Linked DNA regions of Homo sapiens: region 1 is linked to region 2. Evidence: read pairs that join two places in POLR2A ChIA-PET (ENCODE). Cell type or tissue: MCF 10A. All regions are shown on one strand. Links, peaks and the distances in the headings refer to the core of each region. The heading gives the core; the rest is flanking DNA. Region 1 has its middle 7.9 kb from the start of MRS2. Region 2 overlaps KIAA0319.

Evidence for each region. ChIA-PET counts read pairs that join two places held together with the same protein. Peaks named below come from ENCODE experiments on the same cell type or tissue, not always from the same donor. Only the 100,000 strongest peaks of a DNase experiment are listed, where the experiment ranks them.
Region 1: POLR2A ChIA-PET joins it to region 2 with 5 read pairs; 5 of 35 experiments call an interaction of 5 or more read pairs at or near these places.

What each region holds. Positions count from the first base shown.
Region 1 is chr6:24,388,685-24,401,387 of GRCh38, forward strand. No RefSeq gene overlaps it. Among named protein-coding and RNA genes, the nearest start is that of MRS2, 7.9 kb to the right of the region's middle. RefSeq lists enhancers at 11,209-11,944, 11,945-12,680 and a silencer at 11,657-11,951. In MCF 10A, for the core only: no CTCF peak of the experiment used is centred there; a DNase peak (open chromatin) is centred at 6,537.
Region 2 is chr6:24,557,766-24,570,468 of GRCh38, forward strand. It overlaps KIAA0319, which reads right to left. Exons shown (of 21, transcript NM_014809.4): 12 at 12,138-12,270; 13 at 11,016-11,164; 14 at 8,832-8,983; 15 at 6,437-6,575; 16 at 5,594-5,753; 17 at 1,248-1,390. Among named protein-coding and RNA genes, the nearest start is that of ALDH5A1, 69 kb to the left of the region's middle. In MCF 10A, for the core only: no CTCF peak of the experiment used is centred there; no DNase peak of the experiment used is centred there.

The DNA.
Region 1 (12,703 bases), core at 2,369-10,368, 170 kb before region 2:
GAAAAAAATGCTACCTTACATTCAACACCTTCTCAATATACCCATCAATCTCATATAAAGGTAGAGGCTGCACCAATTATCAACTGTCACCATATGCCACGCATTTTCTTCAAAGTAGAGAATGTTAGTTTTAATACTCTTATTCTGAGAAATTATTTTAAAATAGCTATGTGATGCAGCAATCTTTCACCTTGAGGTACTATCTTACAGTACTGATTTCAAAAATGGTAACTAAAAAAAAGAAATTCAGTGTCAGGCAGCATGAGCTTAGATTATAAGAAAGGAGATGTGTTCAGAGTACTGATGTAAAATCTAGTTATATTTCTGATTTCTAGATAGGAATTAACTCTCTCTGACAATCTTATATTAAAATACAAGCACGTATTAAAATAGGTAAGAATAGCCGGGCGCGGTGGCTCACGCCTGTAATCCTAGCACTTTGGGAGGCCGAGGCGGGCGGATCACAAGGTCAGGAGATCGAGACCATCCTGGCTAACACGGTGAAACCCCGTCTCTACTAAAAATACAAAAATTAGCCGGGCGTGGCGGCGCGTGCCTGTAGTCCCAGCTACTCAGGAGGCTGAGGCAGGAGAATGGCGTGAACCCGGGAGGCGGAGCTTGCCGTGAGCTGAGATCGCGCCACTGCACTCCAGCCTGGGTAACAGAGCGACACTCCGTCTCAAAAAAAAAAAAAAAAAAAAAAAAAAAAATAGTTAAGAATAAACAAGCAAGCTTAGGAATAGTGCTCCCTCCTGTGGCCAAACTTCTTGAAAATCATGGGAAAAGGCATCTCCTGGAATCCTCAGATAGGTCATGGACACAGACCTCAGAGAAGCCCACCTGCCATTGTAGGTGCTGTTTTTAAAAAGGAAAATGGGCCAGGGGACTCATGCCTGCAGTCCCAGCACTTTGGGAGGCCTAGGTGAGCGGATCACAAGGTCAGGAGTTCGAGACCAGCCTGGCCAACGTGGTGAAACCCCATCTCTACTAATAATACAAAAATTAGCCAGGCATGGTGGCGGGTACCTGTAATCCCAGCTGCTCAGGAAGCTGAGGCAGGAGAATCACTTGAGCCCGGGAGGTGGAGGTTGCAGTAAGCCGAGATCCCACCATTGCACTCAGGCCTGGGCGACAGAGCAAGACTCCATCTCAAAAAAAAAAAAAAAGCTCACAAAGTTGGGATTTCATTTTGTGGTAATGGACACAATAAAACAGAACACATTTGAAGTCATAAAAGCCTAAAGAAAAATAAATTTAACTTAGTGCTGGAGTCTACTAACCGTTTTACAAATTTTAATATCTACCATATGTGAAGAAGATGTCTATGAACATTTAAAGGGATATAACTTCTAAAACAAAAGAAATGGTTTTGGGGAGGCCAGGTGCAGTGGTTCACGCCTGTAATCCCGGCACTCTGGGGGGCTGAGGTGGGCAGAACATTTGAGGTTAGGGGTTGGAGACCAGCCTGACCAACATGGTGAAACCCCATCTCTACTAAAAATACAAAAAACTAGCCAGGTGTGGTGGCACACATCTGTAATCTCAGCTACTCAGGAGGCTGAGGCACGAGAATCGCTTGAACCCAGGAGGCAGAGGTTGCAGTGAGACGAGATTGCACCACTTCACTCTAGCCTGAGTGGCAGAGTGAGACTCCATCTAAAAATTAAAAAAAGAAAAAGAAAAAAAAAGAAATGGAATGGTCTTGGGGTTTGTAGATCCTACTCCTTATTATAAAACACAGTGGTTCTCAACCAGAACCACTCCGAAGATAATAGCAATGTCTAGACACATTTCTGGTTGTCACAACTCTGGGAAGGGGTGCTACTGGGACCTAGTGAGTAAAGGTCAGAAATATTGTTAAACAACCTGCAATGCACAGATCACCTCTCATCCCCAGAAAGAATTATCTCGACCAAAATGTCAATAGAACTGAGGTTGAGAAATCCTGATATAAGAATATTCTACAATCATTTTCATGTGCAATCTACAAGCCATAAACTTTATAAATAGTATTTATTAAATTCAAAGCCAAATACATTTTCACTAAAACTCCAGCAATAAAATCAGAAATTCAGGAAATATGATTCTCATGAACTCAGTCTCATGTCTGATTACATTCTTTTAGGCTATTTTGTCTTATGATATACTTACAATGTTTAGCCGTTGTCTTTCAAAGTAGAAAATACAGGCCACATGAGGTGGCTCACACCTATAATCCCAGCACTTTGGGAGGCCGAGGTGGATGGATCACCTGAGGTCCGAAGTTCAAGACCAGCCTGACCAACATGGCAAAACCCTGTCTCTACTAAAAACCCCAAAATTAGCCAAGTGTGGTGGCACATGCCTGTAATCCCGGTACTCAGGAGGCTGAGGCAGGAGAATCATTTGAACCCGGGAGGCGTAGGTTGCAGTGAGTGGAGAGTGTGCCATTGCACTCCAGCCTGGGCAACAAGAGTAAAACTCCATCTCAAAAAAAAAAAAAAAAAAGAAAATACATTTCAGTGTTTTGGTCGATAGGAAGCATGAGATATAAATTCATATATGTATTATTGTCCCGTGGAGAAATGCTAAGAGAGTAAAATTGTTTAAATTAACTCCAGGTGGGTCTAAATGTTTTCATTAGAAAATATGCCTGCTAGCAAAAGTGCTTTGAGAGCAGGAGCAAAGAGAGAACAGATTAACAGACACATTGTCATCCCTCCAGCAACCAAGGAAAAGCAATTATTTTAGGACTGAGATCCCCAGCCTGGGATCCTTGTATCCTTAGGCTCGTGAAAATAAGAAGAGTCTGAAAGCTATTTTCACCATGTCAAAAATCATCTGATAACAATGGAACATTTATCTATAATAAAATAGATTAGTCTCACTAAAATGAAAAAATCAGTGTGTAGACACTTACTACATGGAAGTTCATTTCATCTAATGTAACGTGGCCGGAATTTCTATACCCTCTACAAAAAAAAAAAATACAAACAGTTCTTTAGGTTTAAACAAAAGGTTGCAAACTACTGGCCTGAAGAAACCAAGCCTTTAAGGTGAATAAGTGTGGAAAAGTAAAACCATAATACAATATTGCATCGACTTTGTTTCTCCAGTTTGCTACTTGCAATCTTCATACAGTGTTTGGTATATGATTACAAATGCAAATATTCTGGCTTAAGCCAGAACTTTAAAAAGGAGTAGAACCTCCCCCAAGTTCAGAATGGTGGTGATGGCAGTCAGAAAGCCCCAAGGGAAACAGCAGAGGGACTGTGAGACCAGACTTCTAAAACCATGACAGAGAACCATCCTCCCACATCAAAGCTGAGGATCTGCGTTGGTTTTTATGAAGGAGGCCCATGGGTTGTTTCATTATGGAACTTAATGAAAATTAGAGTGATGGTAACTTCTAACCCCTTTATTACAACCAGCCTAACCATCACTACTCCACCAAGAGAGCCAAAAGCATTGTGGTCTTGGGGTAACTTTACTATTTTATTTGGGCTTACCACCAATTAGGTAATACAGATGGTCTCTGACTTATGGTGGTTTGACTGATGATTTTGCAACTTTATGATGCTGCCAAAGTGATACACAACCAGTAGAAACCATCCTTTGGATTTTGAATGTTGGTCTTTTCCTGGGCTTGTGCTATGCTGTACAATATTCTCTCATGAAGGTGGGCAGCAGAAATGAGTAGAGCTCCCAGTCAGCCAGGTGATCACCAGGATAAGCACCCAATACTCTACAGTGTACTGTGTTGTCCAGTGATTGTGCCCAACCCTAGGCTAATGCACGGGTTCTGAGAATGTTTAAGGTAGGCTAGGCTAAGCTATGATGTTTGGTAGATTAGATATATTAAACACATTTTTGACTTATTATGTATATAGATATATCTCTAGTGACCAGGCGCAGTGGCTCACGCCTGTAATCCCAACACTTTGGGAGGCTGAGACAGGTGTATCACCTGAGCTCAGGAGTTTGAAACCAGTCTGGGCAACAGGATGAAACCTTGTCCCTACTAAAAATACAAAAAATTAGCCGGGTGTGGTGGCACATGCCTGTAATCCCAGCTACTTGGGAGGCTGAGGCACAAGAATCACTTGAATCTAGGAGGTGGAGGTTGCAGTGAGCTGAGATCATGCTACTGTACTCCAGCCAGGGTGACACAGTGAGACTTTGTCTCAAAAAAACAAAACAAAAGATACATCTATAGATAGATATAGATATGTAGATATAGCTATAGATAGACATATAGAGATATAGAGATCAATAGACATATCTAAATGTGTGTAAGTGTATCTATCTATCTATCTATCTATCTATCTATCTATCTATACATATATGTACTTTTTTGGGGTTTTTTTTGAGACAGGACCTTGCTCTGTCACCCAGGCTGGAGTGCTGTGGTACAAGCTTGGCTCACTGCATCCTCAGCTTCCTGGCCTCAAGGGATCCTCCCTCCTCAACCTCTTGAGTAGCTGAGACTACAGGCATGCCACCACACTCAGTAAATTTTATTTTTTATTTTTTGAAAAAGGGTCTCACTATGTTGCCCAGGCTGCTCTCAAACTCCTGGTCTCAAGTAATCCTCCCACCTCAGCCTTCCAAAGTTCTGGAATTACAGGAATAAGCCACTATGCCTGGCCAGATATTTTCAATTTACAATGGGTTTGTCTGGATGTAACTCCATCACAAATTGAGGAGCACCTGGACATACTAAGAGGTGACAAAGGGCCTGCCCTCCTCAATCTCCTTTGATGGCTCCTCCTCCACCTCCGCGGTGTTGTTTGGTGTGCCTTGGGGACTGTCCTGGGCCCCGTTCTCCTCTCTTTCCCTAGGGAATCCCCTGCGTTCCCATGGCCTCCCTTATTATCTATATGCCAAAACTCCTACATTTCTATATCTAGCCTAGACTTACTTTCTTCGCAGGTCTAGACCAATGTACCCAACTGTTGTTTTTTTGTTTTGTTTTGCTTTTGTTTTTGTTTTTTGTTTTTAATTTGCTTGTTTGTTTGAGATGGAGTCTTTGTTGCCCAGGCTGGAGTGTAGTGGCATGATCTCAGCTCACTGCAACCTCTGCCTTCCAGGTTCAAGCAATTCTCCTGCCTCAGCCTCCGGAGTAGCTAGGATTGCAGGTGCCTGCCACCATGCCCAGCTAATTTTTGCATTTTTTGTAGAGACAAGGTTTCCCCATGTTGGCCAGACTGGTCTCAAACTGCTGACCTCAACTGATCCACTCGCCTAGGCCTCTCAAAGTGCTAGGATTACAGATGTTAGCCACCATGCCCAGCCCAGCTGTTTATTCTGTTGGATATTTATGTGGCAATGTTGAACTCACCATGCTCAAAATGGAACTCCCAATCTAAACCATCACTTCCTCCAGGGTTCCCCGATTCAGCACACAGCATCATAATTCAGCATCTTGCTCCTGCTAGAATGATATAATAGGTTTCATCTTTATTTTCTGTTATGAACTGAATTGTGTTCTCCTAAAATCCATATGGTGAAACCCTAACCCCCAGTATCTCAGAATGTAACTGAATTTGGAGATAAGGCCTTTAAAGAGGTAAAGGCCTTATCTCCAAATGGGGTTAACTTTATTAGGGTAGGCAAAATGACTCTATTAGGGTGAGCCCTAATCCAATCTAACTGGTGTCCTTAAAAGAAGAGATTAGGACATGAAGAGATACCAGGGATGTATGCACAGAGAAAACCATGTGAGGACACAGAGAGAATATTGACATCTACAAGCCGAGGAGAGAGGTCTCAAAAGAAACCAACCCTTGATTTTTTAACCTTGATCTTGGACTACTAACTCCCAGAGCTGTGAGAAAATTAATTTATGTTGTTTATACCACCCAGTCTGGGATATTTTGTTATGGCAGCCCTAGCAACCTAATACATCTTCCTCTTATTAATCACCAAGTCCTACCCACTCTACTTCCTAAATATCTCTTTAGTCTAACTTCACCATATCCATTGCACCTGCCCTATCCCAAGCGCTGTCAAATATTTTATGGATGCCTGCTACATGCAGCCTTTCAAAGATCTCTCTGCTTTCACTCTCCCCTCTCTACAATCCAGCCTCCAAAAGGAGGCCAGAGCAATCATTTTAAAATGAATGTAGAATCTTTGCCCCTGGTTTAAAACCCTTCAAGAGTTCCCCATGTCTCAAAGAATGAAATCAAATCTCCTTGCCATGGCTGACAAAGCACGAGACCAGCATGACCTAGTCCCTGCCTACCCCTCTGGCCTTATCTAGAATCACTCCAGCTCCTCACCCACCTTGCTCCAGGCACAACTACCTCCAAAAGCACTAGTCTGCCCACACATTTTTCCCCTGGCTGGAAATTTTTCTTAGTTTCTCCTCTTCATCTGGCTCAGTGTGCCTCACACTGTGGATTAGGTTCCCATCCAGAACCGTTTCATCTCAGAAATGTTGCAGTATGAATATCCTACTCTGACCATAGTCTCCTTAAGGCTTTACACCCACGATGATTATATTCTCCCAGCAGACTCCTCCTGGCTGCTCTTCCTTCTCTACGCAATCAAGATTGTGTAACTGATCATCTGAAACCACTATGACTAGGACTTGGAACATGCAGGACTCATGGGGTGTAATCATAGAAGCCACTTTATTTTTGTCACTTGCAGTCTCTTTAATCTTGCTGAGTGGGGCTAGTCCTTCTCCTGCTTCTTGATAACTTGGGCAGGTTCCATGACTTTTCTGGTCCTTCAGTCCTGTGTTCTACTCTAGTAACTAAGTTACTCAACTCACTAACTTAAAACGTCCAGTCCATATGGTAATTTCAATTCAGTAATTTACAATGTAAGACCTAATATACTAATCAACACTTCAATCCTCATTCAAAGAAAGACTTGGCCCCTCTTTCCTTGTTGGGCTTGGAGAAATTTTGGTGTAGATAGAGATCCTGTGCCAGCTCCCCTATCCCTTGCTGCCACCTTTCTTACTCCATGGCTGCTGTTTCTGACTCTGCTGGGGTGGTAAGGCAAAGTAAGATGAACCAGAAGCTTTCATTGGAAGAAGGCATCATGCCCTCCAGGCAGGGCAGATTATTTTATTTTTTTTATTTTGTTTTTTTATTTTATTTTATTTTATTTTATTTTATTTTATTTATTTTATATTATGTTGTTTTTGAGACAGAGTTTCGCTCTTGTCGCCCAGGCTGGAGTACAATGGCACGATCTTGTCTCACTGCAACCTCCACCTCCCGGGTTCAAGCAATTCTCCTGCCTCAGCCTCCCAAGTAGCTGGGATTACAGGCATGCACCACCATACCCAGCTAATTTTGTATTTTTAGTACAGACGGGATTTCACCATGTTGCCCAGGCTGGTCTCGAACTCTAGACCTCAGGTGATACACCCACCTCGGCCTCCCAAAGTGCTGGGATTACAGGCATGAGCCACCGTGCCCAGCTGGGGCAGATTTTAAAGTGGACTCTCCTTGTGCACAGGTTCACATTGTAAGGAGGTTCTCCAGAGGACTTCTCTTCCGCCCCCACCCCAGGCCCATCTGGTTGCCATTCCCTTGATAAGGGCGGTGCCACTTCGGATCACTTTGAGCTCTGCCCCTTCTTGCCTCTAAGGCCAGATTCCTCACTCCCTGATATGCTGCTCTTTGGGGAAGGATTCTTTTTAAAACAATCCCAGGCTGATATTCTTGTCACATCTGCACTTCAGGCTTTATGTACCTTTAGAGAAAACACAGTTACTTTCCTGATGCAAAGCGTCTATTGCTTGCTCAGGTGTGAGTCTATAAACTCTTCAAGCTCCTAGAGTGGGTCTTAAGAAGCTCCTCTCACTGGGCTTGAAGTTAGTGGGCAAGCACCTCCCTCTACACCTTCTTCCTGATAGTGGAGAGTGGGGAAGTGGGGATCAAGAAAGATAGCTTTTTAGCTCAATGTGCCATGAAGCCAAGAAGGTAAGGAAAGAGATTAAGAAATGTTGAGGCTAGATTGTTATTATATAGATGCAGGCGTCTTCTGGGATTCTGCTATGGCTTGGGATAAAAGGGAAGACAGTGATCCAGGTGTGATACCCTGATGGGTTCTTCCTGCCTGCTGCACAGCCATAATCAATTCACTGAGACTGAGGCATTGCAGTAAAACAAGAGTTTAATTGATGCAAGGTCAGCCACACCAGAGATGAGGTTATTACTTGACCCAGTCTCCCTGAAGGCTCAGAGTCTAGGGTTTTTATGGACAATTTGGTGGGCAGGGGGCTAAGGAACAGGTGCTGCTGATTGGTTGGGGATGAAATCACAGGGGCTGGAAAATGGTCCTCATGCACTGAGTTCTCCTCTAGGTGGAACCACAGGACAGGCTGAGTCATAAGTCATGAATTTGAGTGGGGTCAGTCTGAAAAACATCTCAAAGGGCCAATCTTAGGTTCTACAGTGATGATGTTATCTATAGGAGCAATTGAGAAAGCACAAATCTTGTGATCTCTGGCCACACGACTCCTGAACAGTAAGGGATTATAGAACATATGCCCACATTTTAGCAGAACTCAGACTCCTTCCATAATCCTAATCTTGGGCCTTTCACTAGTCTCATGAAGGTGGTTTCAGCCCCGAAACAAGCAGGAAGGGGGTAGTTTTAGGGTAGGACTATTATCCTTGCTTCAAAGTTAAGCTATAAACCAAATTCCTCCATGGTTAGTTTGGCCTATACCTAAGAACAACCAAGGACAGCTTGGAGGTCAGAAGCAAGATGGAGTCAACTACATCAGATATCTCTTACTGTGATAATCTTTGCAAAGTGGTTTCACAGGTCCCTTTTCCTGTTACTCTATTAAAGCTGCTCCTATGAAGATCACCAATAAGTTCCATAGTGTCATGTCCAATATAGACAATTCTCATTTCTTATTTTACCCATCAGAAAATTTTGACATAACTTATCACTTCTTCATTCATGCAACAGTAGGGACCAAGAGAAACTTCCCCTTCAGCCACTGAAAGTTTGCTAAAAAAATCAACCCACAAAAGGCAGATTGATTGGAGACAAGGCAAATTGTATAAATGTGTACACAGGGAGAATCACAGGGTGATTACACAACCTCCAACAGGGTTAAGAAGCTTATATACCACCCTGGCAAAATAGGCTATGGGAGGGAGTAGAAGAGGAATTCTATTGAGGGGATTACTAGGGAGAATGAATGGATCAGGGAACAGAGATGAACATGAACATTACCCTGTCAAAGGGTGTGTTCAAGCATGGTTACATTCTTGGTTTTTCAGGGAGGAGAAGAGACAGTTGTTTCTTTTAATGGGTCTGGATCTTAGGTTAAAAAAAAACGTTAACTTCATCTTTGGAAGACTCAGTTGGCAGGGGGTGGTGCCAGCGAGACCTTGAGGCTTCTTCAGTTTAACATGTCAAAACATATTTTGGGGTAGCAGTTTCTGAACCCCAACTAAATAACTTTCTTTACTTGGCTTCTAGGATTCCACCCTCTGATTCTATTTCTTTCTTTGTCACTCCTCATACTCTTCTGCTGGATCTATCTCATCTTCTTAACAATTCAATATGAGAGGATCTAGAGCTCAATTGTATGATGACTTTTTCTCTGACTCACTTCTTGGGAGACTTTTTTTTTTTTTTGAGATGGAGTTTTGCTTTCCCCCAGGCTGGAGTGAAGTGGGGCAATCTTGGCCCACTGCAACCTCTGCCCCCCGGGTTCAAGCGATTCTCCTGCCTCAGCCTCCCGAGTAGCCAGGATTATAGGCGCCTGCCACCATACCCCAATAATTTTTATATTTTTAGTAGAGACGGGGTTTCGCCACGTTAGCCAGGCTGGTTTCAAACTCCAGACCTCAGGTGATCCACCAGCCTCGGACTCCCAAAGTGCTAGGATTACAGGGGTGAACCACTGTGCTCGGCCTTCTTGGGAGATCTCTTCCAATCTTGTGGCTTTAAATATTCTATACAGTCTCAAATGTAACTATCTATCTCCAACACCTTCCCTGAATTCCAGGCTGCTTACTTGACATCTACACTCAGATATCTGTCTAGGACATCTCTCGAAGTTAACATTCAAAACCAAATGCCATGCCATAGTTTTTGTTGTTCTTGTTTTTGTTGTTGTTCTTGTTGTTGTTGTTGAGACGGGAGTTTCACTCTTGTTGCCCAGGCTGGAGTGCAATAGTGCGATCTTGGCTCACCGCACCCTCCACCTCCGGGTTCAAGTGATTCTCCTGCCTCGGCCCCCTCAGTAGCTGGGATTACAGACATGCACCGCCACAGCCAGCTAATTTCGTATTTTTAGTAGAGATGGGGTTTCTCCACGTTGGTCAGGCTGGTCTCGATCTCCCAACCTCAGGTGATCCGCACACCTTGGCTTCCCAAAGTGCTGGGATTACAGGTTTGAGCCACAGTTTTCAATTAAAAACTTCTCCTTTCTGGCCAGGCATGGTGGCTCACGCCTGTAATCCCAGCACTTTGGGAGGCCAATGCGGGTGGATCACAAGGTCAGGAGATCGAGACCATCCTGGCTAACACGGTGAAACCCCATCTCTGCTAAAAATACAAAAAATTAGCTGGGCGTGGTGTCAGGCGCCTGTAGTCCCAGCTACTTGGGAGGCTGAGGCAGGAGAATGGCGTGAACCCGGGAGGCGGAGCTTGCAGTGAGCAGAGATCACACCACTGCACTCCAGTCTGGGCGACAGAGCGAGACTTCGTCACAAAAAACAAAACAAACAAAAAAAAAACTGCTCCTTTCCAAAATTCCCTATCTCAGTAAATAGCACCAGCAAGGCCCTGCTGTTCGGGATACACATTTTGGAGCAACATCTATGCCTCTCTTTCTCTTATATCCCATCTGCAAATGTTGTCAACTCAGCCTTCAATATATGGTACCAAGCCCAACTCATCTTCCCCTCTCCACCATCCCCACCTTAGCCCAAACCATCATCACCATCTCTCTGCTTCCAATTGCCTCTCTGTAGTCTCTTTCCCACACAGCAAGAGTGACCCATTTAAACATAAATCAGATTGTTACCTCTGCTCATTACCTCTCTGCTCGAAGTCCTCCAATGGTTCCCACCCTTCTCAGAAAAATCTTTGCCACGAATTACGAGGCTGTACGTCTGGACAGGTTCCAGAGTTTTCCTTAGACTTTGCAAAAGTTATCTTAGAGCTGTCTCATTGTGCTGGGTGCAAATTTTGTTTTAAAGAGAAAGTTATCACATATTTTCTCAAAGAAGCATCTCTGAAGGCATGTAATATGTTTGAAATACTTATCTCATCATTAAAGCTTTAGTAAAATGAAAAATCTACCAGCCATGTTCTCTATACTCAGCGATTTTCCAGACTTCAACGCCCTGGAAGCAATGATTAAAGTTTTTCTTTGCCTTCAATTATCTGAAGGGTTGGGCTGCCCCTCCACACCTGTGGGCATTTCTCATCAGGTAGAATGAGAGACTTGGAAAAGAAAGAGACACACAGACAAAGTATAGAGAAAGAAAAATGGGCCCGGGGGACTGGCGCTCAGCATACAGAGGACCCGCGCCGGCACCGGCCTCTGAGTTCCCCTAGTATTTATTGATCATTATCAGGTGTTTCCTGGAGAGGGGGATGTGGCAGGACAATAGGATGATAGTGGAGAGAAGGTCAGCAGGTAAACACGTGAACAAATGTCTCTGCATCATAAACAAGGTAAAGAAAAAAGTGCTGTGCTTTTGATGTGCATATACATAAACATCTCAATGCCTTAAAGAGCAGTATTGCTGCCAGCATGTCCCACCTCCAGCCCTACGGCGGTTTTCCCCTATCTCAGTAGATGGAATATACAATCGGGCTTTACACTGAGACATTCCATTGCCCAGGGACAAGCAGGAGACAGATGCCTTACTCTTATCTCAAATGCAAAGAGGCGTTCCTTCCTCTTTCACTAATCCTCCTCAGCACAGACCCTTTACGGGTGTCGGGCTGGGGGACGGTCAGGTCTTTCCCCTCCCACGAGGCCATATTTCAGACTATCACATGGGGAGAAACCTTGGACAATACCTGGCTTTCCCAGGCAGAGGTCCCTGCGACCTTCTGCAGTGTTTTGTGTCTCTGGGTACTTGAGATTAGGGAGTGGTGATGACTCTTAACAAGCATGCTGCCTTCGAGCATTTGTTTAACAAAGCACATCCTGCACAGCCCTTAATCATTTAACTCTGAGGTGACATAGCACATGTTTCAGGGAGCACAGGGTTGGGGGTAGGGTTACAGATTAACAGCATCTCAAGGCAGAAGAATTGTTCTTAGTACAGAACAAAATGGAGTCTCTTATGTCTACTTCTTTCTACACAGACACAGTAACAATCTGATCTCTCTTTCTTTTCCCCACATTATCAAGTCAAACATCCTCTCTTCTGTGAAGGCTTCTCTTTGTGCACTGCCCTCCTACTCCATCCCCAGTCCCAGTACCCTGCAGAATAAAATGTTTCTATCTCTGTCTCCTTAGCTTTGTGTCCATACATAGATATTGAAAGGAAGTCTGTGGAACTTGTGTCTGCCTTGTATTACTACTGTGGAAGGGACAATAAATTTATTAACTCATATTTTTAAAATATGCATACATACTGTATTTAACCTAAGACTTTTTTCATATTTTAAAGACTGGAATTGAGATATGTCTTTCAATCTACATGTTTAGAAAGCATAACTTATCAGTTTTTTTTTCTTTCTTGGTGGTACATAAAATAATGGTACCTTA
Region 2 (12,703 bases), core at 2,238-10,237:
TTTTTTTTTAAGAGACAAGGTCTTGTTGCTATGTTGCTGTGGCTGGTCTCAAACTCCTAGCCTCAAGACATCCTCCCTCCTCAGCCTCTGGAGTAGCTGGGATTACAGGCATGTGCTACTGTTCCTGGCTCATAATATGATTTGAAGTTAAAAATCAGATTAAAAATATATATCATGTCATCCTGATTGTAGAGATGGTGGAACTGGAAAAACATATATCAGAGTATTAATAAAAATTTTCTTTGGATGGTGAGAATTTTGGACCTAGAATTTAGAGAATTATTTTCCTCTTTGTGCCTCTCTGGATATTCTAAATTTTGTACAATAAATAAATATTATTTTTGTAGCTAGAAAAAAAAAGGAGTTATTGGCTGGGCGTGGTGGCTCAGCACTTTGGGAAGCTGAGGTGGGTGGATCACTTGAGGCCAGGAGTTTGAGAACAGCCTGGCCAACATGGCTAAGGCTCTACTAAGCCATGATGGCTAAGGCCATCTCTACTAAAAATACCAAAAAAAAAGAAAAGAAAAAAGGAGTTATTAAAAATTAAGTTACTCCATATTATAATTGAGAAAGTCAATTGTAGATGGATATATATATATCTAGATAGATAGATAGATAGATAGATAGATAGATAGATAGATATCTGAAACAAATTAAATTTTACTGCCCAAACATTATCATTTCCCTTGTAACTCTCATTTCCCTGGAGTCTACTGAAATAACCACTTCAACATAACAAGAGATTCATGTTACTCATGAAATAAAGATAGAAACAATGGGACTATGAATCATTTGAGTACCCTGGAAGGGGTGGTGAGCATGGAGCTAAGAAAAGAGGCACACCTGGAGAAGGCATTTGCAAGCTGTCTTAAATTTTCAAGGAGCTACATGACATTATCATCACAACCTAAGGCATGATGTCCAAGGTAAATAAATTATATAAACATGGCTTTTGCAGCCAGTAACACTTATTTGTCTTTAACACTGTTCTTTCTGCCAATAGCCATTATCTTGTGAGTATAATCTTAACTTTAGGCCCATAATTATTATTGTTTTCCATTTTTCTTCCAAGACCAAGAGTAGTTGGCAAATGCATGCTGCAGGAAACTCTATTGGAGAAATAAATGTAAAACAAGTCCCTGGATGCTAAAGTGAAAATGTTCACATGTCACTCCTCTTCTATGTTTGTCAAACTTATCCATGATTGGCAAGTCTGATTGTTTTAGAATATTCCATAGGAGACCTACCTGCTGTATCAACCCTCAAGACCTTGAAAAGCAAGAAGTCAGCCTTCTCCTTTGAGAGCCGCATGTGCAGATTTCGGGCCACTTCAGCAGCTTTGAGAACCTTGAAAGGCGGCCTGCTCTGTACATAAAACACAATCACGGTGCTGTGGAGGAGACAATGAGAGAGGACAGCCACATGGTCAGATGGTGACTACCATGACACGCCCACCACAGCATCTGACCTGTGAAACTGGGGAGGTAGACGGCTACAGCTCTGTGGCTTGCCAAGGACAGGGGCGTATCTGTGAGCCAAGGAATTGATGTTTCTATTCACAAAGCCTCTTCAGTCTCAACGTACAGCTGATCAAAGACAGACAGATCTTCAGATAAAAGAAGCAATGTGTAAATTATGTATCAGTTTTTGAAAATCCTAACCAAATGGGTCTGGAGAGCTATCAGGTTAGTGAACAAGAATGCATCTATGTGCTGGGATGTATGAAGTGTTACATCCATGGGGATGGAAGCTCCCATGCACAGGACCCTTCTAGATCTTGCCCTATGTACCTTTTCATCTGGCTGTTCATTTGTATCCTTTAATATATTCTTTGCAATAAATCCATAATAGTAAAAAAAAAAAAAGGAGCAATGTATAAATGTGTGCAAAAAGACAAATATACACAAAATAACTTGCAGACATGTCTTTCTTTTTACCTTTTTTTGATTGAGATATAACTTACATATCATAAAATTCACGCTTCTAAAGTGTAAATGGAATGGCTTTTAGTATATTCACAAAGTTGCACAACCATCACCACTATCAAATTTCAAAACATCTTCATCACCCCAGAAAGACAATCCACACTCATTAGCACCTCCTCCCCACAGTCCCGGGCAACCACTAATCTGCTTTTGGTCTCTATGGATTTGCCTCTTCTGGACACTTCAGATAGATGGAATCATACAATATGAGACCTTCTGTGTGTGGCTTCTTTCACTTACCATCATGTTTTCAAAGTTCATCCATGTTGTAGCACACATCAATACTTTATTCCTTTTTATTGCCAAATGATATTCTGTTGTATGAATATATCACATTTTGTATCCACTCATCAGCTGGTGGACACTTGAGTTGCTTCCACATTTTGGCTATTATGAATTTGTGCTATGAACATTCATATACAAGTTTCTGTGTAGACATAAGTTTTTCATTTTTATTGAGTATATACCTAGGAGTGGAATTAATGGGTTATATGGTAGCTGTATGCTTAGCATATTGAGGAACTGCCAAACTGTATTCCACAGTGGCTGTACCATTTTACATCCCCACTAGCAATGTATAAATGTTCCAGTTTCTCCACAGGCTCGCCAGCACTTGCTATGGTCTGTCTTGGATTCTAGCCATCCTAGCAGGTGTGAAGTGATATTTCAACATGGGTTTGGTTGGCATTTTCCTGGTGGCTAATGGTGAGCACCTTTTCATGTGCTTATTGGCCATCTGTATATCTTCTTTGGAGAAATAGCTACTCCAATCTGTATTCATCCCCTAGGGTTGCTGTGAAACACGTCCCACGAAGTGGCTTAAAACAACAGAAACCTCTTCTCACAGTTCTGGAGGCCAGAAGTCCAAAATCAAAGTGTTCTGTTAGCTCTGGTGCTGCCAGCAATCCTTGGTATTCCTTGGCTTGTGGAAGAATCTCTCCAGTCCCTGCCTCGGTCGTTACATGGTGTTCTTCCTGTGTGCCTCTCTCTATGTCTCTTGTCCTCTTCTTAGAAGAACACCAGTCATATTGATTTAAAAGCCCACCCTACTCCAGTATAACTTCTTAACTAATTACATCTGTAATGACCCTATTTCTAAGTAAGGTGACATTCATAGGTACCAGAGGTTAGGGCTTGACTATATTTTGGTGGGGGGCAGGGGGTGGATATAATTCAACCCACGGCAAGTGTTTCATCATGAAAGGGTGTTGGATTTTGTCAAATGCTTTTTCTGTGCCTATTGAGATGATCCTGTGGTTTTGTCCTTTATCCTATTAATGTGGTTTATGACATTTATTGATTTTTATATGCTGAACCACACTTGCATTCCTGGGATAAATCCCACTTGGTTATGGTCTATAAACCTTGTAATAAGTTGCTGGATTCAGTTTGATAGTATTTTGTTGTAGATTTTTGCTTCTATATTCACAAGGGATATTGGTCTGTAGTTCTCATTTCTTGTGATGTCTTTGTCTGATTTTAGTGTCAAGGTAAAACTGGTCTTACTGAATGAGTTGGGAAATGTTCCCTCCTCTTCTATTTTTTGGAAGTTTGTGAAGGACTGTTCATTCTTTAAACATTTTGCAGAATTAATCAGTGAAGCCATCTGGTCTTGAATTTTGTGGAAAGTTTTAACATTACTAATTCAATCTCTTTATTTGTTATAGGTCTATTTAGATTTTTAAGTTCTTCTCAAGTGAGTTTTTGTAATTTATGTCTGTTTAGGAATTTGTCCACTTAATCTAGGTTATCTAATGTGTTGACATACAATGATCCATAATATTCTCTTATAATCCTCCCCCACCCACATTTTTTGGAGACTGGGTCTCATTCTGTTGTCCAGGCTGGAATGCAATGGTGTGAACATGGCTCACAGCAGCCTCAACCTCCCAAGTGATCCTCTCACCTCAGCCTCCTGGGTAGCTGAGACCATGGGCGTGTGCCACCATGCCTGGCTAATTTTTTTTTTTTTTAAGATGGAGTCTCGCTCTGTCACCCAGGCTGAAGTGCAGTGGCGCGATAGCTCACTGCAACCTCTGCCTCCTAGGTTCAAGCAATTATCCTGCCTCAGCCTCTTGAGTAGCTGGAATTACAGGTACCTGCCACCACACCCAGCTAATTTTTGTATTTTTAGTAGAGACGAGGTTTCGCCATGTTGGCCAGGCTGGTCTTGAACTCCTGACCTCAAGTGATCTGCCCACCTCGGCCTCCCAAAGTGCTGGGATTACAGGCGTCAGCCACCGCACCTGGCCACCTGGCAAGTTTTTTGTGGAGATAGCATTTCGCCATTGCCCAGGTTGGTCTCGAACTCCTGGGTTCAAGCTATCTGCCTGCCTTGGCCTCCCAAAGTGTTGGGATTACAGGTATGAGCCACTGCATCCAGCCCTTTTTATTTCTATAAAGTCAGTAGTAATGTGCCTTATTTCATGCCTAATTTTAGTAGTATGAGTCTTCTCTATTTTTTCTTAGTCAATCTAGCTAAGGATTTATCAATTTTGCTGATCTGTCCAAGAAACAACTTTTGGTTTTGTTGATTTTCAGACATGTCTTTGATTCAGTATTTTATATTTTACGAGGGAAATATATGATCCATTTTAGAAAGAGTTCCTTAGAAAATAATTAGAACATGTTTAAATTTGGTGTTTTTCTAAGTGAACTTCAGTTCTCTGGAAAACTAACCAAAGTGGAAGAGCTGACAATAGCTAGGCAAATGGAGTTACTGTGAATAGTGGGTTTTCATTCCCATATTCTTTTTCTCCCTCCTCCCACTCCACCCTGAGCTAGATAAGACTTTAAAAGTAAAATTCAGCCAGGCATGGTTGCTCACACTTATAATCCCAGCACCCTGGGAGGCCTAAGTGGGCGAATCACTTGAGGTCAGGAGTTTGAGACCAGCCTGGTCAACAAGATGAAACCCTGCCTCTACTAAAAATACAGAAATTAGCCGGGTATAGTGGGGGCACCAGTAGTCCCAGCTACTCAGGTGGCTGAGGCAGGAGAATCACTTGAATCTGAAAGGCGGAGGTTACAGTAAGCTGAGACCATGCCACTGCACTTTAGCCTAGGCAACAGAGCGAGACCCTGTCTCAAAAAATAAAAATAAAATAAAATAATAAATAGATTAAATAAATAAAACTCAATTAAATACAAAGATGTCATGAAAAATAAAGGCCAGAGTTTCAGCCTCATATACTCCCAGGAGATGGCAAATGGTAATCAGTGATCCTTTCACATTGAGAGAAGCCTCAGTCCCCATGAACGTGGGGCAGGGATGCAGCCCAGCTGTGAGACATCCTCTTCACATGCTCCAGACCCCTTGCCCAGCTCTGAAGACACCAGAGCTAACAACCGTCTCCCCTGCTGTTCCCCAGCACCTCCTTCACTCAGAACATTCCCAATCAGCAAACATTTACTGAGAATTTTAGGAAGGACCTAGCATGATGTTGGCCATACTACTGCCCTTTGAGAAAAAAAGTATATGAATGGGATAAAAGTGTGTCAAAAATACAAAAGTAGCAGAGGAATGAACAGTTTTCTACTGGACTGGGATGAGGTAAGAGCTGGAATTTTGTACGGCCAAGGCCCCGCCTTGAGTGTGCAGCTCCTACCTGAGATCCGAGTGGGCCCGAATCTTCTGGACCTTAATGTCCGAGTCCAGCACGTTCAGCAGCACAGCCAGCTGCCTCACAAGGGTGTCCTTCCGCTGCTCTGTCAGCTGCCCAACACCAACCTGCAGGGTCAGCTCCACCAGGCCACTCTTCCTAGGGTCTGGGGAAAGAGAAGATACAGGATTTGCACTTGGACATTTGCACAGGCTTTAGAGCATAAGGAGCGAGGTTTCTATAGGAGCTCAAAGTTACTCCTATGCCATTTCTACATTTGAGTTGTAGCACTCAGGTAAATTCTTCTAAACACCGCAAAGGCCACTATCTGGGAGTACTTTCCCTTGTTTTATCACAGTTTGTTGTTTATAATTTTTTTTCCAGAAGATAATCGGGTGTACCTAATTAGCCTCTGGGCTAGCTGAAAATTTCAGCCTCTTCCACATTTTCCCAGGACCAGAAAGAGAATTTTGCTTCCAAGTGCCAATGGGCACTTCCCAGTCCAGTTTATGCTGAGGTCGTTACAGCCACTTCACTGGAGCTGCCTCCCTCTGTGCCCTGGTATGAGGCCCTTGTGTCCACTTCACATTAAGTCTTTGTCTTCTGGCAGGAAAACAAACATGAAAAGAAAATCTAGTTGCCAGATAACATTCTCTTTTAAAGAGTGATGAGGCTGGATCTATCTGGGGATACACAACAAGGTGTAAGAGACATCCTCAAAGTGGGTCCAGCCAAGAGCTGGAGCCAGCCACAGGAGGCCTCCCACACTGGTCACATCTGTCAGCGTAAAGACCCCAAAGGCTGACCAGCCAGAGCCTGCATGGCCAGCTCCAGAGCCCAGGAACTCACCTGGCTGCACTTCCACAGTGGCAGTGTCTGTGTCCGAGGCCCCCTGACTGTCGGTGACTCGCAAGTGGAAAGTGTACACCCCCTCCACCAGATTCGTAAGCTGCAGAGCCACACTGTGGTCAGAGCCATCGATGACATCCTGCGAAAGAACACGGATCACAGGGCAGCTGTCAATCCTCGGGTCCCAATTTCTGGGCTTCTGTTGATCCTAAACCTCAGTGTCCCATCTTTTTAACACAGGCGTGACTTTAAGAGGGAGGCTGCAGGGAATGAGGCTGGCGGGATAGCTAAAGACTGGAGAAATCCTCAGCATCTCTTCCCCAAAAAGCACCAGGGGGCACATCCTCAGACAGTATTTCCTGAACTGAACTAAGTTTACCAAGCACTTTCCAGGAATTACCAAATAATTAATTGTATCCAACAAAGGGAAAGACCATTTGAATTAGGGCAAGGACGCTGAGAACAAAGCACAGGTTTTCTGGGTCTTATTTTCAAACATAGCTTTACAAAACTCTCATCTTGAATTCCCTCATAATGTATCATGTTCACCTGAAATAACCCAAGACCCTGTGTAGCGTCCTCTGTTCTGTGGGCTTCTAAGCTCCAAAGAATGAGAGAAGAACCTCCCAGACTCCTGCTAATAGAAGGGGTGATAACGAATATGTGCTGTGAACAGAGACTCATTGTTATTACATTTAGAGGCTAATCCCCCATCTAGTTGAATAGTGTTAATTCTAGAAGTGCTTAGAAAGTATAAAGCATTTGGCAGGGCATGGTGGCTCACGCCTGTAATCCCACCACTTTGGGAGGCAAAGGCAGGCGGATCACGAGGTCAGGAGATCGAGAACATCCTGGCTAACAAGGTGAAACCCCGTCTCTACTAAAAATACAATACAAAAAAATTAGACAGGCGTGGTGGTGGGCACCTGCAGTCCCAGCTACTCGGGAGGCTGAGGCAGGAGAATGGCTTGAACCTGGGAAGTGGAGCTTGCAGTGAGCCTAGATCGCACCACTAAACTCCAGTCTAGGTGACAGAGCGAGACTCGGACTCAAAAAAAAAAAGTATAAAGCATTTTCAGTTCCTTCCCTGTGACCACTCCTTAGTACATCTCCAAGACTAAATCTGTATCTCTCCAGTCCTTAGAAATGGCAGGAATGAAGACGTACATACATTTATGTCCTAAGAGGCAGAGTGATCTAATGGGGGTAAAATGCCTGCCAGGAGCTAAAAACCTAGGTGTGTCTAGTTTGATTAAAAATGGATTAGTTAAGGCTGGGCGCGGTGGCTCACGCCTGTAATCCCAGTACTTTGGGAGGCCGAAGCGGGTGGATCACAAGGTCAAGAGATCAAGACCATCCTGGCCAACATGGTGAAACCCCATCTCTACTAAAACTACAAAAATTAGCTGGACGTGGTGGCACGTGCCTGTAGTCCCAGCTACGCGGGAGGCTGAGGCAGGAGAATAGCTCGAACTCGGGCAGCGGAGGTTGCAGTGAGCCGAGATTGCGCCACTGCACTACAGCCTGGGCGATAGAGTGAGACTCCATCTCAAAAAAAAAAAAAAAAAAAAAAGAACAAAAGAAATGGATTAGTTAACCTCGGCCAAGTCACTTCTCATCTCTGCATTTCGCCTTCTGCATCTATAAAACGTAAATAGCAATCCGTGATCTATTGACTCATCTGGTACAATATGAGGAACAGAAAAGAATCCACTTGGACCAAAATACGAAGGATGGAAAAGCATCCTGCTGGAAGACTTGACCTCAAAGTGCTTCCAAGCTATGGTTTCCTGCCCCATCCAAAGTCTGTTCAGGAAAAAGTCAGAAAGGATTTCAGCTTTTGGCTAAATCTCAAAGCAGCCTACTGCCTCCAGCCTTCAGAACATTCTAATGTAGAAGCATAAGCACCTTACAGGGAACAGGGAAAGAGAGATGAGGTCATTATAGAGACACTGCCGTGGACCGAACTGTGTCTTTCCCAGACTCCTGTGTTGAAGCCCTAACCCCATATGACTGTATCTAGAAATAGGACCTATAAGGAAGTAGTTAAGGTTAATTGAGGTCATAAGGGTAGGCCCCTGATCCAATAGGATTTACTGTCCTTATAAGAAGAGACACCAGAGTGCTCTCTCTTCCCCTGCTATGGGAGGACATGGTAAGAAGGCAGCTGTCTGCAAGCCAGGAAGAAAGACCTCACTGGAAACTGAATTAGCCAGCAACTTGAGCCTGTCTTCCCAGCCTCCATAATGGAGACAAAATTAAGTTCTGTTGTTTAAGCCTCCTTATACTTATATCCTTTCCTTAGAATATACCGTGATATATTGTTTGCAGCCCAAGCTGACTAATGCAGATGTAATGATAAGTGGTCTAGGAGCAATTCTCTCTCAGTACTCACTCCAGCTGCTGGACTCTGGCCATCCCGGATCCACAGATAGGACACAATTCTTTGGTCATCAGTAGACCTTGAACCATCCAAAGTAATGGAATTATTGGGAAGCACAAGAACATGTCTGCCACCAGCCCGGGCTCTGGGAGGACTATTATTTTCTAAGTCAAATATAGCAAAATGAAAGCAAAGAGATTGATTTAAAACACCAGTGATAGAATAAGTGTGTCATAAAACATCCACAACTCTTCCACCTTGCAGATACAGTATGTAGAATTAAAATATCCAAAAAGGCATTTTTTTCCCCAGATGCATATAAGATACAGACTTCCTTAAAGCTCCATTTGTACTTAGTTAGCTATAATTTGGGATGAAAACGGTAAAGCAGGTGGCAAGCTGTACCTTGGGAATTTTTCTAATATTGTTATACCTTTTCTGTCCTTGAAAAATAGAAACAATGATTTTACCAACATTTAGGGTATTGAAAGTGGCAATATTTTGGTTTACAATATACTTTGGGTCATTTTGTACTGGTCCACACTATCTGGCCAGAAATATTTCCACTTCAAGTACTGCCAAATCTTGACTCTCTAAGACAAAAAAAAAGAAAAAAAAAATTTGAGTAAAAAGTAGGCTGGGTGCAGTGGCTCACACCTGTAATCCCAGCACTTTAGGAGGCCAAAGCAGGAGAATCACTTGAGACCAGGAGTTTGAGACCAGCCGGGGCAACACAACAAGTCTCCATCTCTATGAAAAATTAAAAATTGAAATAATAACAATGATAATTAGGCCCTCACTTCTCTGACTAGGTGTTAAATATAAATGAGGCAATGGCCAGGCATGGTGGCTCATAACTGTAATCCTAACACTTGGGGAGGCTAAGGCAGGATGAGTGCTTGAAGCCAGAAGTTCAAGACCAGCCTGGGTAGCAAGACCCGTCTCCACACACACACAAAATTAAAAATCAGCTGGGCATGGTAACACACACCTGTAGACCCAGCTACTCAGGAAGCTGAGGTGAGAGAATCACTTGAGATCAGGAGTTTGAGGCTGCAATGAGCTATGATCACAGCACAGTACTCCAGTCCGAGCAACAGAGTGAGACCCTGGGTCTATTTTAAAAATAAAAAAATGAGGCAATGTAAAAGCCATTTCTGATGTAATAACTTCAGAAAAGAGGGGCCAGGGAGCACTAACAACACTGGGGTACAGTGGGGAGATCATAATAAGACACAGCCTCAATTTGGAGATGAGGCTGCTGTGAGGCAAATCCTGCTTGTCCAGAAGGGGCTCTGGGACCCAGCCTGATCCCTCCCAATTTCCCCTTAGAAACAAGTCAAGATGCCTGTTCAGACTATTCTCTCTACTTTTATGCATGGTTGAAAATCTCTACAATAAAATCTTTTGAAAAATCCAAATCTATATCACTTTGCTGTTAAAGTTGCTTCAGCCTCTCCCAGCTGCCCAGAGGATAAAGTCCAAACCCCTAAGCATGGCCCGTGGCACATACAACCCTCCATGGCAGAGCCTGTGCCTCAGGCTGCAGCCACTCTCCCAGCGTCCCACACTCTTGCCATTCTACAATGCTTGAACCTTTCCATCCAGCCAGGCTCTTATACTCCTCTGCACTTCAACACGTTGTAATCATCCATTCACTAATTCATTCAACACCTCTGATTTGCCATGAGTCTAGCACTCTGCTATACTGAGGCTATACTGAGGATACAGAGATGTCTGAAGCAAAGACACTCAGGCAGTTCACAGTCAAATGGGAAGACAGACAAGGAGACAAGTACCTAAAGCAGTATTCACTAGTCTAGACCACAGATTTCACACTAAGAAACGATATGGAATTTGAAAACATCTCTTTTCTTGAATTTCCAAGGAATAAAGGAAAAAAAGCATAATGGTGTCATTTGGACGTGGGTCTTTCATTACTAGTAGTCACAGAAGAGTGAAGTCATTAGAAGATATGCTCCACAAACAAAAGGAAATGTCTGCTTGCAGAGGGCGACTGAGAAACAGCTAACATGAATAGAAGAAAGTTGGCTTTTTTTCAGCCAGGCAGGGTTCGGCATCTGCTGCGAACAAATAAGCAAACACCAACATCTCTGAATAGTCATGGCCTGGCTGAGGGTCCTGCAGACTCGAAAGCAGAGCAGGCCCAGCCCTGTCCACCTCAGACCCACTCACCCTTCTTCACAGCCACAGTGAGGGTGGACGTGCTGCTCAGTCCCTGCTGGTCTTTCACTGTCAAACGGAAGTGGTAGGTCCCCACCTGGAGACCAGTCACAGTGGCTATTGCTTTGTCAATATTTTCCATCTCCACTGCACTGGGGCCTCTATAAAACATAGAAGTGGTTAACATAAGGGAGGGGGCATGGGGTTTTGAATATGACAGGCATGCGATTTGTGCTCTTATAAATGTTTTGTTCCAGCTATAATATATACCATTTAGAGAATTCTAAGAAAACTCCATTCATCTGTACTCTCTAGTTCAGTGTAAGAGTCACAAGCTAAAACCTATCTCAGGCAGAGTCTGCTGGATTACTGGGAAGAGAATATTTGTTCTCGATTTTTTTAAGTCAAGCTGCCAGTGAAATGATCTATCCTTGGAAAATGAGCCTTAGAAACGACTCCCATTTCTTCTTTGAATAAAATTAGGTGAAATCCTCATCTATCTTTAGGGAGAGCATGGAAGAGGAGGGAATAAGCCAGATAAGCCCTCTCCTAGGAGAGAGATCACAGTATAGTCACTAAGATCGGGGCTTGTCAAAAATACCTCAGTTTGGGTCCAAGCTCTTTCTCTTACTATCTGGGCAACCTTAGTCTGTGTGGTCTCATTAGTGTCTACAAGCCTCAGTTTCTTCAACTTTAAATAGGAATAATATTCTTATTTATCTCTTACAAACTGATACAGGGTTCTATGAGACAGAGCATGTAAAGCTCAGAAAATGTTAGATGATATGGGTCGCCCCTTACACTGCACTTCTGGTGTCTACAGTCACTGCAGGATGGGTTGAGTGTAGACAGGATCACACACAGGTTTCCCTGAACCTCTTCTGTCATGAGCTCGCCTCACACCAAGACAGCCCTGTTCAACTGCCCCAAGCTCTACCTCCCTCCGCTGTCAATGATGTCCATCCACACTTAATGTACTCTTCAATCAATAACGCCCAGCCACTTCTAGAAACGTGCTTAAATCCCGACTCCTCAAAATGCGCAAGCTGATTGTTTACTACAGATCCTCCAGAGAAGGGATAATATTAGCATTCAGCATGGGCATGAACCTAGCTCAGTGGCGAGACAGACTACCTGACGTGCTCCCAGTGGTAGAAGACAATGCCGTGGTCATCGCTGCTGCTGCTCCCATCCAGGGTAGCACTTTCCACTGGGAAGATCAGCTCTTTATCAGGGCCGGCCACAGCCACTGGAGGTCTATTGTTTTCTGGAATTACAGAAACAGTGTGAAAAAGTATTATCTCTTTGCATTAAGTCTGCAATCCTGTGATTTCTTGATTTAAGTACATTACTCATCTTCAGACCAGGCAGCCACTAGAGTATGCAGCATCCTTTGGAATCCTGGAGTGAAGCACTGCAGCCTCCTAGCTGATCCAGGAGTTGAACAGTCCAAGTTCAAGACTGCTGTTATAGGCAGCCAAGAAACACTGTCTCTAATAGACACATCTTTGGTTTATTTGGTTTAAAAGATCCTCAGTCGGCCGGGCACAGTGGCTCACGCCTGTAATCCAGCACTTTGGGAGAACGAGGCGGGCGGATCACGAGGTCAGGAGATCAAGACCATCCTGGCTAACACGGTGAAACCCCGTCTCTACTAAAAATACAAAAAATTAGCCAGGTGTGGTGGCAGGCGCCTGTAG